Linked DNA regions of Homo sapiens: all the other regions are linked to region 4. A link is an interaction called in ENCODE POLR2A ChIA-PET data of the cell type or tissue named here. Cell type or tissue: MCF 10A. All regions are shown on one strand. Each heading gives the region's core, and the rest is flanking DNA. Links, peaks and the distances in the headings are about the cores only.

What was found. ChIA-PET counts read pairs that join two places held together with the same protein. Peaks named below come from ENCODE experiments on the same cell type or tissue, not always from the same donor. Only the 100,000 strongest peaks of a DNase experiment are listed, where the experiment ranks them.
Region 1: POLR2A ChIA-PET joins it to region 4 with 107 read pairs; 9 of 35 experiments call an interaction of 5 or more read pairs at or near these places.
Region 2: POLR2A ChIA-PET joins it to region 4 with 49 read pairs; 21 of 35 experiments call an interaction of 5 or more read pairs at or near these places.
Region 3: POLR2A ChIA-PET joins it to region 4 with 36 read pairs; 10 of 35 experiments call an interaction of 5 or more read pairs at or near these places.

What each region holds. Positions count from the first base shown.
Region 1 is chr11:1,747,720-1,752,639 of GRCh38, reverse strand. IFITM10 (interferon induced transmembrane protein 10) reads left to right here and starts at 2,045. Exons shown (of 3, transcript NM_001170820.4): 1 at 2,045-2,281; 2 at 4,521-4,920. The coding sequence starts at 2,198. RefSeq lists enhancers at 2,234-2,989, 2,990-3,745. In MCF 10A, for the core only: no CTCF peak of the experiment used is centred there; a DNase peak (open chromatin) is centred at 2,509.
Region 2 is chr11:1,691,879-1,696,798 of GRCh38, reverse strand. It overlaps LINC02708 (long intergenic non-protein coding RNA 2708), which reads right to left. Exons shown (of 3, transcript NR_187232.1): 3 at 2,059-4,920. Among named protein-coding and RNA genes, the nearest start is that of KRTAP5-6, 2.9 kb to the left of the region's middle. In MCF 10A, for the core only: CTCF peaks have their summits at 2,637 (motif pointing left) and 3,428 (motif pointing left); DNase peaks (open chromatin) are centred at 2,618 and 3,378.
Region 3 is chr11:1,770,154-1,775,073 of GRCh38, reverse strand. It overlaps LOC105376517 (a long non-coding RNA gene), which reads left to right. Exons shown (of 4, transcript XR_002957212.2): 3 at 3,052-3,488; 4 at 3,574-3,708. Among named protein-coding and RNA genes, the nearest start is that of CTSD, 8.7 kb to the right of the region's middle. In MCF 10A, for the core only: no CTCF peak of the experiment used is centred there; DNase peaks (open chromatin) are centred at 2,373 and 3,093.
Region 4 is chr11:1,832,215-1,836,214 of GRCh38, reverse strand. SYT8 (synaptotagmin 8) reads right to left here and starts at 1,225. Exons shown (of 8, transcript NM_001394072.1): 1 at 1,016-1,225; 2 at 756-919; 3 at 231-329; 4 at 1-89. The coding sequence starts at 1,109. RefSeq lists enhancers at 2,035-2,648, 2,649-3,264 and silencers at 3,367-3,426, 3,487-3,696. In MCF 10A, for the core only: a CTCF peak has its summit at 3,556 (motif pointing right); DNase peaks (open chromatin) are centred at 1,294 and 1,834.

The DNA of each region.
Region 1 (4,920 bases), core at 383-4,382, 84 kb after region 4:
TGGGGTGCCCCGGGCCTATGGCCCCCTGCCCTGCCCTGCCCAGCCCATGGGCTCCAGCCTGGTCGGCCAGCGGGGACTGACTTGTTCCCAGGTCTGGAGCAGTAGCCGGCAGGATGTGGCCTTGGCTGGGGTTTCAGGGTGTCTAGTGTGAGTGCCAGCCTTGAGGAGTGATTTCAGGGAGGTGGCCCAGCCAGGCAGCCACGGCACTCGAACAGAGGCTATTTCTGCTCTCGGGGACCCTCAGAGCAGGCCTACCAGTCACCCTCCTCAGCCCTCTTGTCCCGGGAAATAAATGGCCCCAGGTGGCGTGGGGGGGCTGGCCTAGCTGGGCCTTCTTGCCTCCCAGGCCCTAGAAGCGGTTTTGTGTGCAGTGAGCTGAGCTGGCACCAAGCAAGCCTGCCCAGGGTCCCTGGTTGCAGGGATTGGACTCAGAAGTCCCCTCCAGCCACAGCTGCCACAGTCACGGATCCCCGGGCTGATAACGCGGTGCGCTTGTTCCGCTGGGAGGGGAGGGGTTGGGAGCGTGTGCCCGGATGCAGTGGTAGCAGCCCCTGGGGTTCTAATAGGTAAGTAGGAGTTTGTGGGCATGTGGTGGTGGGAGCAGAGTTCCTTTTGGGATCAGTAGCTCTGGAGTCACTTAGAGCCCCCTCGAGCCCCACCCCAACAGGTTAGAAGATGAGGCAGATGTGACATTTGCCATTATCTTGATGCCTCTGCCTGAGGGTGGTGGCTGCCTTGGCCTTCCTCCCAAGGGGCTGCAGGGCTTTCACCCCAGAGCCATGCTACGGCAGACACCTGGAGCAAGAACATTTACCCAGGGTGGCACGGAGGCTTGGAAACACATGCCTGGCGTTTGGCATGCCTGAAATCTGAGCAGAGCTGGGCAGAACTCTGCAGGGCCTGGCAGGGCTTCTGGGGAGACAAATGTCCTGTCATCAGATGCTTTGTGCACTGAGGCCTGGGAGGGCAGAGAGGTACAAGGAGGCAGCCATACCCTGTTGTCCCTGCCCTGTCCCACTCTCCCCATCTCCCTCCTTCTGCAGCTTGTCAGCTCCGTCCAGCTCCCATCTTCATGGCTGCTGCCCTGGGGTTGCTCCGAGGGCTCCCTCCAGCCCGGCAGGATTCTCGGGGCCCTGGAGTCTGACCCCGGGTTCCTCCGTGGTTTTCTAGCTGGTGACTGGACCCTGAGCCTGGAGTCCCCCCCTGTCTAGACTGTGGGTTGTAACCAGAAACCCCTAGCAAAGGGGAAGCTGGAGCCCAGGCCCTTGGGGAGCCCACCAACAGTCACATGAATGCTGGCTGTGCCAAGTTTGGCTCGGCCCTGGCTCTGCCCTGCGACCCCTGGCTCCCTCTCAGTGGTGTTTCCTGGCCTCAGAGGCAGCCCCAAGGTGGCCTGAGGCCGGGAGCAGGCCCTGGCTCCCCTGTCACCTACCCAGTGACCCTGGGCAGGCCCTGGACCCTCGGGCCCAGGCAACCCTCTCCTGCTATGGAGGCCTCCTCACTGCCTGAGGCCTTCAGGGCAAACTGGGGTGGGGCAGCACTGGGCAGAGGCTGTGTGGCAGGCCAGGGTCTCCCAGAAGGTGGTGGCTGGCCGGGTAAGCCCAGCTCAGATGCTGGGGAGACATGGGGGCATGGCACACAGGCCACACTCAGCCTGGGATCAGGCCCCGTCTGAGGACACCGGGTCCAGTTTTCCCTGGGCCAGGCCCTTGGAAAGGAGGAGGGAGTTGGGGAGGGAGAACGGAACCCTGGTTCTCCGACAGGCCCCATCCACCCACGGCCTGTGGGCTCCAGGGAGAGCATGGCCAGGGTGCCCAAGGAGACGAGGAGGAGGCTCCTCATGCTTCATGACCCCTCCTGCTCGTTAGGGTTTATCAACATCATTTAAGATCAGCCTTGTGCTGTGGGTTCCTGGCGTGCTGTGGATAACACTGTGCCCGGGTCAGCCCAGGCATGAGGGGCGGGGACTAGGCTGGAAAGAGGAGGGGCTTGCAGAGGGCTGGGCTTTTCCAGGGGATTAGGGTTCAGAACAGAGGTTTGGGGAGAGAAAGGGTTCAGAGTCAGGCACAGGCAGGCAGACAGGACCCCAAGCAGGACTGGCCTTCCAGACAGGAAAGAGGGTTGCGGAGACACAGGAGGCCAGTTGAGAGTGGCAGAGGAGAAAGGAGTTTCATGGGAGGATGGGGCTTGGAGAGAGATGAGGGAGGGAAAACGGGGGCCGCCATGCATCCTCAGCTTCCGGGGGACTTTGGAGAGGGTCGAGGCTCAGTGGGAGCTGGAGGTTGGTGAAGAGGACCCAGCTCAGGGAACCTGCGTGGTGAAGTGGGGGACTTGGAGGGAGGGAGGGAAGGCTGGAGTTTTCTCCATGGGGAGGAACTCATGGGGACTGTTATGGGGATGGAAGATCAGCTGGCGTCAAGCATACCGTGAGAGTGAGGATGTGGTGGGGTAGCGGAGGCGGCTGAGGCTGGGAGGACAGGCATTGGTCAGGAAAAATGATTCACAGGGAACAAAGTATCCTCAGGGGACCAGGCTCAGAAGGGCTGGTAGGGATCACAGAGAGGCTGTGGGCAGGTGAGTAAACCAGCCTCCAGGGAGACAAGTGTCCTTAGCAGCCAGGACCTCAGCACAGGACCAGAGCTCGGAACGGGACACTTTGCCCTGCGAGCAGATGGAGCATGACCTGGGGTCTGCGCAGGAGAGGCCACATTCTCCCAGACTCTGGGAGTGAACTGGAGTGGGGCCCCGGCTGGGTGAAGTCAGACTCCAGGAAAGGGGGCAGGAGCTCCGATGGGCAGGAGTGGGCTCAGCCAGGAAGGAACAGAGTAGGGGGTGCTGAAACTTACCGGAAGGCCTGGACTTGGTGGGCTAAGGAGGGAAGGGACTGGAGGGTGGTCTTGGGGGCCTTGTGGACTTGGTTAGGGACAGGATGGGGCAGAGACGGGCAGTCAGGTAGGGGGCCTGCTGGGGCTCAGGGGACTGGAGCTTCGTCAGGAGGGGACTGAGCTGCTGGAACTGAGAGTCAACAGGCCAGAAGGGCAGGACCCAGGGGCGGGGGTCCCTGGAGGCAGCAGGGCCCAGGCGCTGGGGTGGAGCGCCATGGGGAGAGTGGGAAGAGGAAGAGGGTCTCTCTTGGGGAGGCAGATGGGGAGGGTTCCGGGAGCGTCCAGTCTTCCACGGGGCTGGGGGCTCCGCGAGAGGGATGGGGCCGGGTGGGGTGGGGAGGAAGACGCAGTGGGTCCGGGGAGATGGAGGTGGCGCGGACACCCTGGTCGGGGGCTGTAGGGGTCCCATCCCTGCGGGACCTTGCAACTCCCCAGGGTCGCGGCTTCCGAGGCCCCCACCCTCCTGGCAGGAGGAGGCGGAGGCGGGGAGGTGGCTGTGCCCGCTGCCGCCGTGAGTCAGGCTCTGGGCTGCAGCCGCGCGGCCGGTCTGGCGCTGCGGAGGGAGCGCAGGCGGCGGGGGAGGCAGCGGCGCCGCCGCCGAGCCCCGCGCGCTCCCCACCCCCTCAAGGTTGGGCCGCTGGGAGGCGGATCAGTGGACAGACAGCGGCCCGCGGGACGGCGGAAGGACGCGCGCACCGAGGCTCAGGGGGTCCGGCCGCGCGCCGAGGAGTCGCTTGTAGGTGAGGAGGCGCCGTCCGGGGGGCTGCGGCAGACCCGGATGGGGCTGGGGGCTGCAGAGCCTCGGCCGCAGACCCCCCGGCGAGCGCCGCACGGGAGCTGGGAACGCGGGGTGGCGCAGAGCGCGAGCGACTTGGTGCCTCGTTGGAGAAGTGTTCATTTCACAGCCTGTTATTGTGCGTCTATGTATGGCCCGGGGGTGCGTGGCTCCGGGCAAGTGTGCGCGCTTGGGGTCCCCAGGTTGGAGGTGGGGGGCGGTGCGCACGAGTTGGAGACCCCGCACCTGTGCCGGTTCTTGGTGCTCGTGGCTGAGCCTGCATCGCCTTGTGTGGGGAGTTGTTTACTCGTCAATGGCTCTGAGCGCGCCCGCGGGTGCGCCCCGGGGTCTGGAGAGCCCGCGGTGCAGCCCGCGGTGGAGCCCGTGGCGGTGCCCGTGGCGGTATCGGGTGTCCGCGGGCGCCGTGGGCAGGTGCTTTGGCCGCTCTGCTAGCTCTGCCGGTTGGCGGCTGAGGCAGCGTCGCTGTGGGTCCGGCGCCCCGTGTGTGCGGGGTTGTTTGGGGTGCTGGGGCACTCTGTGTTTTGCAACAGTGTCAGTCTCAGCGTTGGTGTGCTTCGGGGCGGGGGGTGCTGTTGTGTGTGTCAGTGGGTGAGTGTTTATGCGCAGATGGCGAAGTGATGAAAGCCCCAGGTCCCTGCCAAGGCTGCTGCGAAGGGCTTTGGCATCGTCCGTGGCCGCCGAGGCCCGGGGCGGGTGGGGGAGGCAGGTGGCAGGCTGGCAGCTGGCGGCCCCCGCAGGGATTTCCGTCTCCACTGGGGCTGTTCTCGGAGCTGCTGGGCGTGAGGGTGGGTGCTGGCCGGTAGGCCGGGCCCAGCTTGCTCTCACTTTCTCCTCTCCAGGCCCAGGGCCCCGGCCAGTGCCCAGCCCCGCTGGGAGACCCGGCCAGCACCACGGACGGCGCCCAGGAAGCCCGAGTCCCCCTGGACGGGGCCTTCTGGATTCCGAGGCCCCCGGCAGGTTCGCCCAAGGGCTGCTTCGCTTGCGTGTCCAAGCCCCCTGCCCTGCAGGCTCCGGCGGCCCCTGCCCCTGAGCCCTCGGCCTCTCCCCCGATGGCGCCCACACTGTTCCCCATGGAGTCCAAGAGCAGCAAGACCGACAGCGTGCGGGCTGCCGGCGCGCCCCCTGCCTGCAAGCACCTAGCCGAGAAGAAGACGATGACCAACCCCACGACCGTCATCGAGGTCTACCCGGACACCACCGAGGTGAACGACTATTACCTGTGGTCCATCTTCAACTTCG
Region 2 (4,920 bases), core at 498-4,497, 140 kb after region 4:
AAGTTCTCCGTGGGCCACACACTCTCTGAAGGCTCCAGGGAAGGATCCTTTCTGCGTCTTCCAGCTTCTGGTGGTGGCCAGACATTCTTGGCTTGTGGCTGCATCCCCCGTCTCTGCCTCCATCCTCAAGTGGGCTTCTCCACTGAGTGTCTGTGTCTGACCTCCTCCCCTCCTTTCTCTTACAGGGACACCAGACATTGGATCAGGGCCCACCCTACTCCAGTACAACCTCATCTTAACTTGATTACATCTGCAAAGACCCAGTGTCCAAATAAGATCACATTCAGAGTTTCCAGGTGGACAGGAATGAGGGGGTCCTATTCAACCCACTTCTATGCTGATGCTGATGCTGACTTGACTCCGAAAGTCTCAGGGGAAGTTTACAGAAGGCACAGGGAGACCACGCATGGAGACACCCTAGAGCAGGTGACCCCATCCTGGGCTATCACCCGTGGGTAGAACAGGATGAAACCCAGGATCTCATAAGAGCCAGGATCAGGAAATACTCAGGATCAGAATAGGACTCAGGATCAGGGCAGGCTCAGGACAGGACTCAGAAACAGGGCAGGAACCAGGATCAAGACAGGACTCAGGATCAAAACAGGACTCAGGATCAGAACAGGACTCAGCATTAGGGCAGGTCTCAGGATCAGGCAGGACCCAGGATCAGGACAGGACTCAGAATCAGGGCAGGACCCAGGATCAGGGCAGGATCAGGACAGGACTCAGGATCAGGGCAGGACGCAGGATCAAGACAGCACTTTGAATCACAATAGGACTCAGGATCAGGGCAGGATCAGGACAGGACTCAGGATCGGGGCAGGTCTCAGGATCAGGACAGGACCCAGGATCAGGACAGGACTCAGGATCAGGGCAGAACCCAGGATCAGGGCAGGTCTCAGTATCAGGGCAGGACCACAGGATCAGGGCAGGAATCAGGATCAGGACAGGACCCAGGATCAGGGCAGGTCTCAGGATCAGGGCAGGACACAGGATCAGGGTAGGACCCAGGATCAGGACAGGACTCAGGGCAGGATCAGGTCAGGACCCAAGATCAAGACAGGACTCAGGATCAGGACAGGATTCAGGATCAGGACAGGTCTCAGGATACCTGGGATCCTGCTGTCTTGGTTGGAAAGAGGGGGCCTGAGTGCAGACCCAGGAATCGTGACCCTGCAGAGTCATTTCCCTGGAGCTGGATGACTCCAGGCTCAGTGGTTTAGGGCTTAGAGATGCTGTCAGTCAGCACACTGTGAGGCACCAAGGGCATAGTCCAATGAACCGGCAGAGTTGGAGAAACAAAGGAGGTGGCAGCTCAGGAGCCCCCCACCTTTGGGCTTTGCTGACAGAGGAGGACACAGGGATAGAAACTCTGAGAAAGCCAAAGCTGTGGGAGGGTCCCAGTGCCCCACCCCACACACAGGACAATGGCCGCCCACAGACCACGGGGCCTGTGGCTTGTATGCCCAGTCAGGTGACGACGCCATTCAGAAACTAGATCTCATAGGGTGCCCAGCTGCTGAATCTCAGGCCAGGTCTGCAGTGAGTGCAGTGCCCCAGGCCTGGAACACTCTGATACCATAGGGACCCAATGCTGAGTGCACCCAGGAGCTGTGGGTCTGAAACAGTGGTCAGAGGTCACCGACATGTGGAGGAGGCCCCTAGAGTGTGGGAGACAGAACCCCCAGGTGTCAGTCTTGGCCGAAGGCTTTGCAGGACTGAGCAGGTGGGGAAGAAGGGCAGGGAGCAGGGCTGCCATAGGAGAGACCTGTCCTTGGATGTGGGTCTCCAGAGCAGGGCAGGGCAGAGCACCGGCGTGGAGGTGTTTTGTGCATATGCTGGATACCTGGCAACTATGGCAGCGTGGGCTCAGGACGGGCTCCCGAATTTTCAGGGTCCAAAGCAACGTGACAGCGCAGGCCCCTTGTCCGAGCATGGCAAAGGAATTCAAGACCATCAGAGCCTCACGCTGAGCAGGGTCCTTCTCACTTGCATGGCCCCTGCATCTCCAATCCCCACTGCATCCCGTGCGCCCGGATATCTTCGGGAATTAGTGCATTCTTGTGAAACACGGGGTTTTATTTTGAGGCGCGTTTTCAATTCTGCAACGGGGGTGTGCACGGCCTTGCTCTACCGGTCACCCTCCTGCTTCAGCTCTGGGTCTGAAGGTGGCTCCACGTGGCTCCGGGGTCACTACATCCACACCCAGGGACCCCCACCTCGGCCGCTTCCAAGCTCTGCCCCGCCGTGTGCCTCGAGGACAATCGCCTGGGGACAGACCCGCCCGCCGCCCCACCAGTCGTGTGACATCAGGCAGTCCACAGCCTCCCTGGCCCTCAGTATCTTCATCTACACAACGAGAGGAGCATTGACCACTTTGCAGAGCTGCTTTGGAGGCCAGAGGTCATGAAATGAAGTTGCCGGCCTCCGCTGACCCACGGTTGTCGTTTTAGCTCTCCGCTTCCTGACCCGGGGTTCTCGGTCTCCCCTTTAGTCTCTCTTCCTCCCCAAAGCGCAGTGCCTCCTCCCCCGGGCCAGTAGGGCCCAAGGCTGCAGGGATGCGGCTGGAGGAGCGCAGCGGGAGGGGTCAGAGCTGCCCGCGGCAGAAGCGCAGATGAGCAGTCCTTGAGCGCCCCCTGGGGGCCGTGAGCTCCGAGCCTGTGGCCGAGGGCGGGGAGGCGCCTGCTGGGCTCTGCAGAGGTCACAGGCAGGGACTTGGGGGTTCCTAGGGGCCCCGGCACAGGCTGGCACGGAGGAGGAGGCATCGCCCGGCCCCCCCTCGGGGCTGTAGCTCAGAGCAGCCCTGGTGCCATGACCACCCCCCAACCCCTGGCCCAAGCGGGCAGAGCCCTCGGTGTGGGGAGACCTTCCCTTCTGCCCCTTTCTCCTGCGTGTTGACCTCACAGAACAGGAAGGGGGCCAGCAGGAACATGGCAGGGGGCGTGACAAGGGCAAGGCCCTGGGGTCGGCTCGCCTGCTCCTTGCCCTGTGCCAGCCGACCTGGGCCTCCCTGTCTCCGCCACATCCCTCGCCTGTCTCGACCACGGCCTCCGTCCCCAGGCACTGGCCCCTGGTCCCCAGGCTCTAGGTGGTGGCAACCCCTCGCTCGGGGCCACTGGGGGCAAAGAGGGGGGGCAGCTCCTGCCTCTGCTGTCTCTGGGTAGACTCCCTTTCTGTCCCCACGGTAGCAGCTCTGGTTTTCTCTGCACCTGAGTCCCTGTCCCCATCCCCCAGAAGGTTCCTGTGTCCGGGGAAGGGTCCTTCGTCCCTTGCGACTTTCTCCAAGTTGCTATATATGCACTCCGAGTCTCCTTTTCTGACCTGTAAAATTGTGATGGGAATAACAGGGCCGTCGCCATTCCTGGGGAAACGAGACTGCAGGTCCTGCGGCCCGGGCTGGCCGAGAAGCGCCACCTGGTGGCAGGAGGGCCCCGCGGGGCGGCCGGCGAGTGGGAAGCAAAGGCTCCTCGCAAGACCACTCCCCTAGCCCCGGGGTCGGCAGCTCTCCAGGGGCCATGTCCCCGGCTGGTTCGGCGCCCAGGGACAGCACCCCAGACCAACTTGCGCATTCCTTCCAATCACAATGACTTTGATGCTTTTGAAAAAACAAAAATTAAATTAAAAAATAAAATAACACATCCTTTAAGTTTTGTATCTGTGGGCTCCTCTTTCTGGGACTCAGGGCGAGTGCCTAGCCCGCCCGTGCACACCGTCAGAGCAGCGCAGCCAGACCCCAGCCTCTGCTCAGCCAGGGTCTCTAGGGAAGGTGCCTGCAACCAAGCCCTCGTTTCTAGTTTGTAATGCACGGCTTCTATTTTGTGGCATGCACTGATGCTGGTTTAGAACGGCTCCCACCCTTCCCTGTCTTCGTAGCAGGTAGTGAGTAGCTGTGACCCTCTGAGAACAGGACAGGGGCTCACCCCTCCAAGCCATCTCCTTCCTGCTCCTCAGCCCTGGAGAGTGGAAGTGGGTGCGTGGGAAAGTTGAAGGCTTCATGCTCAGGGCTGGCATGGCCAGGGGCACCGAAGGAGGTCGGGGGAGGAGGGACATTCGAGAGCCGGGCTCTCAGAACCTGGGTGTCTGTGGCTTCCTGGGGATGCAGGGATGGATGGAGTTGTGCCTGGCCAAAATCTCACCCTGCACCGTCACTCCAGCCCCTGCCCCTCCCCGGGGTGAGAGGCGGCCTCTGGCTTCCCACCTGCCCACAGGGCCTTGCCTGCCTGGGGCCCAGCAGGTGGTTCAGCTTAGCTCCATGACTAATTTCCCTCCGCCTTCACCTGAACACACAGGTGCACCCCGAATCTGCTCCCACACCCCCTCCTCCAGCAGCTTAGGGTCGAGGACCAGAACCAGTTTTCAATGCATTTAATGACCTCTGAGGAAGTCCCCTTAGAAGATTGCGGCAGCAACCGGGGATGGGAAGGGGCTGTTTCCAAATGAGGTGAACCTGGGGAGGTTGCCTGAGCCTCTGGGCCTCAGCCTCTGTTTTCTGGCAGGCAGAATGGAATGAGCATTCCCTTTTCTCCTGGGCCACTGGGAGACTTTGCCATTGTGAAGGCAAAACGCCTGGCAACAAGTGGGTCTTCTGTGACCATGGCTCTCGCCGTAGGCTTACAGCAGCAGCCGCTGCTTCCTGGGCCTCTGTCCCTCTGTGAAGGTCCCCGGTCTCTCAGACAGAATCTTCTGTCTGGGTCAGGGTCTGGCCACACTGTCCCTGAGCTCTCCTTCCAGGCATCCCAGCTGGGGGCAGAAGTGAACCCACAGAAACCCCCATCCACCCCGGACATTGAGGCTGCCCCTGGGAGCTGGCAGATCCTGAACTCTAATAAGGCCTGTCCTAGGCGTGGAGCTGGCTGGTAGCTTGAGGGTTTCAAGCCCTCTGGATCCCACCTACACAGGGATTCCCTGGAAACACCCGTC
Region 3 (4,920 bases), core at 539-4,538, 62 kb after region 4:
GCCGGAGGCCCTCCCCTTCACACCCCTGGCTAGGCCAGCACCGTGGGCCTGTCCGGCATGGCTGCCCGGCTTTCAAACCCCTGCAGGGCAGGACCCTCCCCTTGGGGATGCCTTCCCTGAGCCCATCTGTACTGGTCATGGTCCTCCAAAGAGACAGAACCAATGGGGTGTGATAGGTATATATGCGGAGAGAGAGGGATTTATTGTTTAAAGTTGGCCTGTGTAATTATGGAGGCAGCAAGTCTAAAACCTCAGGGCAGGTTGGAGACCCAGGGAAGAGTTGATGCCTCATTGTGAGTCCCGAGTCTGTCGCTGGCAGAATTCCTTCCTCCTCAGGGATCTCAGTCTTCTTTCTGTTAAGGCCTTCAGCTGATTGGCTGAGGCCCACCATACACTGGCACATCATCGGCTTTACTCAAAGTCTACGGATTTAAATGGGAATGAGAATCACCTCTGAAAAACACCTTCACGGAAACATCTAGACTAGCGTTTGCAAATATCTGGATACTGTGGCCCAGCCAAGTTGACACAGAACATTTCACCATAAGCATTTGCACGGGTAGTCCATGTACATTCGCATCCCTTCCTGGGCGCCGGGCTTGTCTCCCCAGTAAGCCAGGGCAGGGAAGCTCCCTCCCTGGGCCTCCCTGCAGCCTGGCTAAGCCACTCCTGTGCCAGATGCATCCCCTGGCTGGCGGGCCCCCATCACCCCTTTGACCTCACCTCATCACATCCTTTCCCACCTTCCTAGCCATGGAGGCCTCTCGGTCCCTCCAGCTCATTCCATTCTCAGGCTGGCTCCTGTCCGTCATTGAGGAAGGCCTTCAGTCATCCCTATAGACACCCCAACCTCCTCACTGTCTCTGAGGCAGCCCGGCCCCAGCTGTTCCCCTCAGCACACACCACAGTCTGGAACTACATCTCTTATTGGTTGAGCACTTGCTTTGGCTCCTATTTGCCCCATGAAGGCAGGTCTGCATCTGTCTTGTTTGTCCCCAGTGTGCAGCAGCCGCCGGCATCCCAGAGGTGCCGTGGATTTTGTTAAAATATGAAGGAAGAGTCCCCAACCAAGCTTGGGGGACAGTGAGCTGCGTATTCAGTTATTCCAGCTGCAGAGCCCAGTGGGCTCTGTGGCCGCCTGCCACGGTGCACCCATACCTGTGGGCTCCTGGGGTCTCCCGAGGCCTCCATGTGCCTGCCAGGCCCTCCCAGGGAAGCCATGATGGAGGAAGGCCATGGCTCAGGGCTCAGTCCTTGGAGCTGAAGCCCCTAATCCAGAGGGTTTGTGGGCCACTGGGACCCTGGTCTTTTCATCAGTGCCCTGAGACTGCAGCCCTCAGAGACTGCTGAACCCTAAAGCTTTTGGGTTTTTTCCTATTACACATTTGTGATCCTGGAAGGTCAGGTGCCCGAACAGGGTGTATGCAGAGGGTGGGGAGCAGGAGGTTAGCTTAAAAGGTCATCCAGTTCAACCCCAACTGATGACTGGCATCCGGCTCTCCTCCACAGCACCCAGGCCTGTCCAGCCCTGGGGGATGCCCAGAAACGCACACCCCGGCAGCCAGTGCAGAACTGGGCCCCACAGTAAGCTCAGGACTCGGGGGTGCTCATTTCTGGAGGCAGGTAGAGGTTGAGGCTCCTGGAAGAGGACACAGCAGAGGCCTCCAGCAACTGTGAGCCCTGCATGCCACTCCTCTTCCTTGCACAGAGAGACAGACTGAAGGTCAGGGGCAGCGGCCAGGGTGGGTGAGCTGGATAACCTCAGGGTGGAGGACTGGGGGGATGCTAAAGGCACAGTGCACCTTCAGCCAAGCTGGGTCCCTTCCCAGCAGGACACCCAGAGATGCCATGTCCTGGACCTGGAGGGAAGCCAGACAGCTGTGCCTGGGCACCCCCCTCCCCCTCCCCCTCCCCCACCTGTGCCCAGCACCCCTTTCCCCTCCCTGACCTGTGCCTGGGCGCCCCTCCCCCTCCCCCACCTGTGCCTGGACACCCTCTCCCCCAAACCTCGCCTGTGCCTGGGCACCACCTTCCCCTCCCCGACCCGTGCCTGGGCACTCCCTTCCCTTCCCCCACCTGTGCCCAGCATCCCTTCCCCTCCCCCACCTGTGCCTGGGCAGCCCCTCCCCCTGCCCTAACTGTGCCAGCCATTCACAGCCTCCACCTTTCCCCCCACCAGCCCCAGTCCTGTCCAAAGTCAGCTGACAAAAAGCTAATTCCCTCCCTGGCCTCCTCAACTGCTCTTGCAGAACTAAAGCTGCCTGTGGCTGGAGCCCCAGGGTGCCGCAGCCCCCTTTCTCTTGAGGGTCATGGTGGCCCCAGCTCTGAGAGTGCAGTGACTCAGCCCTAAGAGGAGGGAGGGGCAGGACTGGAGCAGGGGTGACTCAGCATCTCAGCCGCTCCCTCTCCTACCTCCTGGGGTTGGCGGGGGACTTGGGGAAGAAACCACTTCCCTGCTCCACACCCAGCGCCTGACCCCATCCAGGGAATCTGACCTTCAAGCCGTCCCTTAAGCCGTAGGGCTGCAGAAGGACCCCTTGCCCCCTTCCTTCCCCCGCCGAGGAACAGAAGTTATACACATACACGCACCCACACACACACACACACACACACACACACTGCCACCATGATCAACATCTTGCATTTGTGCAGCACATTTGTTATAAGTGATGATCACTGATGCAAGGATGCATTACTGTTAACTAACGTTCATAGTTTACAGCAGGGTTCGCTCTTTGAGTTGTACATCCTGTGGGTTTTGACAAATGCATAATGTCCTGTTCTACCATTACAGTATCATACACGGCAGTCTTGCTGCCCTAAAAATGTTCTGTGCTTCACCTATTCATCTGCCCTCCCCAAACCCTGGCAACCACTGATCCTTTCACTGTCTCCATAATTTTTCCTTTTCTAGAATGTCATAGAGATGGAATCAGACAGTATGTAGCCTTTACTGGTTGGCTTCTTTCACTTACGTTCCTCTATGGATTTTCATGGCTTGTAGCTTTTTTTTTTTTTTTTTTTAACACTGGGTCTCTCTCTGTTGCCCAGGCTGCAGCTCAGTGGTGCAATCTCAGCTCATTGCAACTTCCACCTCCCAGGATGAAGCAATCCTCCCACCTCAGCCTCTCCAGTAGCTGAGACTTCAAGCTCCCTCCAGCAGCCGAGCTGATTTTTGTATTTTTTTATAGAGATGGGGTTTCACCATGTTGCCCAGGCTGGTGTCAAATCCCTGGGCTCAAGTAATCTGCCCACCTCGACCTCCCAAAGTGCTGGGATTGCCTGCGTGAGCCCCATCCCCGGCCTGCTCATTTCCTTCTAGTGCTGAAGAATATTCCGATGTCTGGATAGACCACAGTTTGTCTGTCCACTCACCTCTAGGCAGACATCTTGGTTGCTTCCAGTTTTTAGTGACGGTGAATAAAACTGCTCTAAACATTCGTGTGCAGGTGTTGGTGTGAACATAAGTTTTCAACTCATTTATCGAGGTAAATATCGAGGCGGGCAGTTGCTGGATGGTATGATGAAAGTACATTTAAGCCTTGTAACAAACTGCCAAACTGTCTCCCAAAGTGGCTGCACCGTTTTGCAGTTCCGCCAGCAACGCATGAGACTTCCTGTTGCCGCACGCCCACCCCGGCATTTGGCGTTGTCAGTGTTTTGGATTTTGGCCATTCTTACAGGTATGTGGTGGTGTCTCACTGTTGTTTTAACCTGCAATTCCCTAACGACGTACGATGTTGAGCATCTTTTCGTGCGCTTATTTGCCAGCTGCATTTTTTCCTTGGTGAGGCGTCTGAGCAGACGATTTGCTCACTTTTTAAATTGGGTTATTTTCTTTTGTTAAGCTTTGAGAGTTCTTTGCCTATTTTGGATACAAGTCTTGTATCAAATATGTGTTTTGCAAATCTTTTCTCCCAGCGTGTGGCTTTTCTTTCCATTCTCTTTGGCAAGATCATGAAGGTGGCCCTCTTTGCCTTTTTCCTCCCTAAAGGATTTACCATTTACATCACATCCCTAACTGATCTAAAATTGAATGTTGTGTATGGTATGAGGGAGGGATCGAGACCCTTCCATTCCATTGCCTGAAAAGATCAGCCTTTCCTCCACTGCATTTCCATGTCACCTTGACACTGTATACCTGAGATTCCTCCTTCCTGTCCACCCATCTATCTTTGTGTCAATACCACACTGTCTTGATGATTGAATATGACAGTCATTCTCTCTTAAACTTCACCACCACCACATCACTAAAACAGGTCTTGTCAAGGTCAAATTGTGAAACGTTGTGGTGAATGCTCATCTTCCACAGGCCATCAGCAGAGCCACTCAACACAGCAGCCACTCCCTCCTTGAACCACTTTCTTCGGCCGGCTCTACGGGCCCCACCCTCCTGGCCTCTCCTGTCTCCAGATGGTTCCTCACCTCCTTTGCTGGTGCCTGCTCAATCCTCTAACCTCTTCTTCTTCTTCCTTTTTTTTTTTTTGAGATGGAGTCTTGCTCTGTTGCCCGGTGTGCTGTGGCACAATCTCAGCTCACTGCAACCTCCACCTCCCAGGCTCAAGCGATTCTCCTGCCTCAGCATCTCGAGTAGGTGGGATTACAGGCATCTGCCACCACACCCAGCTATTTTTGTACTTTTAGTAGAGACAGGGTTTCACCATGTTGGCCAGGCTGGGCACGAACTCCTGACCTCAAGTGATCTGCCCGCCTTGGCCTCCAAAAGTGCTGGGATTACAGGCGTAAGCCACCGCACCCAGCCTCAATCCGCTAACCTCTTAAAGTTGGGAGACCCCTGGGCTCAGTCCCTAGACCTCTTCTATTCTCTAGCTACACTCAGCCTGGTGCCATCCAATCTTATCACCACAACACATGGCACTGATGACTATCTCATGTCCGTCTCAGCCCCGACCTCTCCCT
Region 4 (4,000 bases), core at 1-4,000:
CCGGCCTGGGTGGAGACGCTGACCCGGGCATAGGGGTCCACGGTGCCCCCAGGCCTCAGGTCGGCTGCCTGCCTCAGGCCCACCCTGATCTGGGAGCCAGCGGGGTGGGCTCAGCCAAGGGCCCCTGCCCTGTCAGCTCCCCACCACCCAGGGCATGGGGTCTGCCCTTCCCCCGTCACCCTTTCCGGAAACTCGCAGAACCGCTGGTCCTGCGCAGCGGGGCCCTTCACCTCCTGGCTTCCAAAGTCGAACTCCAGGGAGAGCTGCAGGCACCCCCATTGCTGAGCATCCCCCGGGCTGGACTCCAGGCCATCCACATCAGGTTGCACCTGGAGTGAGTTGGGACAAGGGGCAGGTGGTGCTGACATCATGCCTCATCAGAGCCCTGGGCTCCCGGGCAGCCCTTGCATGACATGGGTCAAGACCCCCCGCCTCCAGGCCAGGCCACCCAACAGGCACAAATCGTCGGCTTCGCTCTGTGAGACCGGCCAAACCCACCCAAAACGTGGCATCTGGGGTACCCCCTGCCTTCCTCAAGAACCCGCTGTGGCTCCCTCGGGCCCATGGGGCAGCCCCTGTTGCATGGCCTCCTTCTCACCTCTGTTCACCCACTTTCCCTGCCAGGAAGGTCCTCAACGCCCTGCCTCTGTGGGGGTTAAACCATCCCTGGGGCTGAACTCGCCTCGCTGCCCTGGGCTCTGGAGCCTGGATTTCAAGCCCTCTCTGGACTGAGTGAGCAAGGAGCCGCTCCTCACCAGGTGGGTGGTGGTGGTGCCGCGGGCACTGCCCAGACCCACGGACTCCTTGTCCCTGGGCTTCTTCCTGTGGCGGCGGCAGCAGCAGCAGGCAGCACAGAGGAGGCAGGAGACGAGGAGGACGCCCGCGGCAAGGGCGCCGGCAATGAGAGCCCAGCGGGGCCCTGGGGTAGAGGCCAGGCTGAGTGCATCTGTGGACAGCTGCAGCCCCCACTTGGCTGGGTTATCCCCACACCCCTCTTGGGAATCCCACAACTCACAGGGGGTCCCGGCGACAAGGTCTGGAATAAGCCCAGGTATAGCTGTGGTGCCAGCTGGGGCCGGGGCACTGGGAGAGACTGGTGGGTGCCCCATCTTTCTACCCTGCTGGTTTGGAAGAAGCGGCCCAGGAGGCTGGGTCAGCTGGGAGGGTGGCCCCTCCGGCCCCTGCCCGCTACCCCATCTGACTAGCAGCAGCCAGTGCTGGGTCTGCCAGGGCAAGGAGGCAGCACGGGGTGGCCAGGGGCGAGGGTTCTGTGCAGCAGGAAGCTGAAGGGAGGGAGGCTCTGGACCCTGGCCAAAGCTCCAGCTTAGCTGCCCAGGCCCAGCCTCCCAGCCACCTCCCAGCAGCCCCCAGCCCCAGCCAAGCAGGCAGGGCCTGGGCAGCCTAGTCCCTGCCTTCACCGGACCTCAGAGCACCCTTGCCCCCACTGTAGGATGCGTCCTCCACCAGGAAGCTCTCTCCCTCCCTGCTTCTCTCTCCTGGGCCCTGGACCCTGGGCCCTGCCTGGGGGTCCCATCTCATCCCTGGGGGTCTCATCTCTGCGGTCCCATCACTTCCTTGCCTCTACCCCAGCACGCACCACAGCTGGGGCCCACCATGGTTTGCCAGCCATGCAGGTGGAGCATGTTCACTGCAGCCCCCAGGAACTTGGAAGCCCAGAGGGGTCTGCAGGGTCATGGCGGGAGGAGCAGGGCTGGCTGTCGGCGGAGCTCACTGAGCAGGCCTGGGCTAAAGGTGCATTCCTGGCAGGGGCTCAGGGCCGCAGCGCCTGAGGATGAAGGTGAGGTGGTGGCAGGTAGGGGCAGGGTGCAGCTGGGAGCGGCCAGAACATTCCACACACACTGACTCAGCCGCTGCCTGGACTCGTCCACCTGCCTGCCTGGCCACCCTTCGGCATGTGGGTGGGAAGGAAGGTGGGGCGGGCGCAGCTGCTGGCCCCTGTACCCGCCTGCCTAGGGCCTGGGGAGGGAGCACACCTGGCTGGGCTGGCTCCTGTCACCTACAGGCAGGGGAACCAGGGTGCTACATGGGGCCTACGGTGACCCCAGGCCCAGGGTGACTCCCCAGCTCAGCTCTTCCCTGACTCCACCCGCTCCAGAGAGCAGCAGCCAGCCAGGAGACTCTGTTCCTCCACATTGGCGCCTCCCCTGCTTTGCCCACAAGAGCCTGGGACCCCTCTTGCCATGTCCAAGTCAGCCTGGCCTCAGGGGCCCAGCCCAGGCCATCCCATCGGGAATAAGCAGCTGTTGAGGCCAGATACCCTCACCTCTGCAGCCCCCCAGTCTGGGGCAGAGCAAGGAGACAGACAGAAAGGGACCCTGCCATGACTCCAGACACACACACACACACACACACACACACACACACACACACACACACACGCACGCGCACACAGCATCAATGCCCCACTCCCTGGCAGGCTGGGAGAGGCAGCTGCACTCCCAGAACGGACCCAAACCCCCAGTGTTCAGATGAGGGGGCTGCAGCTCAAGGAGGGGAGGGAGGGTCCAGGTTCCAGCCCCACACGCATGTTGACCCTGTGAGGTCAGCAGGCCAGGTGTTTTACAGACGAGTGGACCGAGGCTGGGAGCTCTAGTTTTGTGGCTCTGGAGGCCAGCATGGCCTGGGAAGCCCAGCCTGTCCCCAGAACACAGGGGCCAGCACAATGGAGGGATTATAGGTACAAAAAGGAGATGCGGAGGTCAGGGCCAGCTTTCCAGGCTGCACCCTGTGCGCAGGGCCCCATGCTCAGAGGGGTCCCTGCTTGGTTTAATGCGTGCTGGGGCCATCTTGAAATTCTTAATTTTGGAACAAGATGCTGCACATTTTCATTCTGCACTGGGCCTCACAAATGACGGAGCTTGTCGAGTTCGGGGGACCCTTTGGGTGAGTCCCCTGCAGATGCAGTGTGGGTGTGCAGTGAAGCTCACGGGCCTCGGCAGCCCCTCAGCTCCTGGGGGACACTCCCAGGTGGGTCCGGCGTCCCACACGTGGCTGGCGGAGCGCTCCTACTGGTGGTGGCTGATGGAATGGGCTGGGTCCGCAGGGTCCCTGGAGCGGGACTGTGCCGGCCAGATTCAAACAGGCCACTGCCTCCTCCCTACGTGGAGTTTCAAGGCAACTTCTCTTTTTGAAATGTCAGAGCCTGTATACATGCTGAGATTAAAGTAGCTTCACTCCAGATTTTTATGGTTGAGATTCCGGATAAGTTGCCAATACAGAATCTCCATCTGTGAGTGCGGGCATGTGTGCGTGTGCGTGTGCGTGCGCCCCTCCCCTGTGCCCCCGCTTTGCTGGCGTCCCCCCTCCTTTAGTCTAAGAACAGTCAGGGCCGGGCGGGGAGAGCTCCCCTGCAGTGATTTGCCGCGGCCGGCCAGCGGCACTCCCGGGCCAGCCTGGTGACCTTGTCCCCAGAGGAGCACAGGGGCCACCCAGAAGCTGCTCCGGAGAACCCCAGGACCCTGGGGGCGCTGGCTGCCGATGCTGGGGGTCCCAAAGCCTGGGGAGGTGCGGGGTCCCTCCGGACCGCCGGGACCCCAGGGAGGTGCAGGTGCAGCGGGCGCATGGCCACCAGGTGGCGCCGTCCGCCCCTCGGGACCCGGCCTCCCTCATGGCTCCCGGGGACAGTGCCCTGGAGACCCTTGGGCGCTGGGGGCTCTCGGGTCTCCCCTCCCAGATCTGGGAATCCCCCGCCCTCCCTGCCTGAGCCTCCCGGGGCTGCTCTCCCCGTTGTCTAGCTTTGGCTGTCTGTCTCCTGTGGCCCTGCTGGGAAAACCTTCTCTGGGAGTTCACGCCATGTTTTCCCAGGAAAGGGAGACGGTCCCTCCTCCCCGGCTCCCCCCTGGCCACCGCTCCAGCGGGCTCCTTAAGGCTCTGGAAACCGGCTCCTCTCTCCCCACGAAGGCGGCTGCTCTGCTCCTGCAGCTGCCAAGCTGCTTAGAAGGCCTCTCCGCATCCCCATCCGACTCACCCTCCAAGGCCA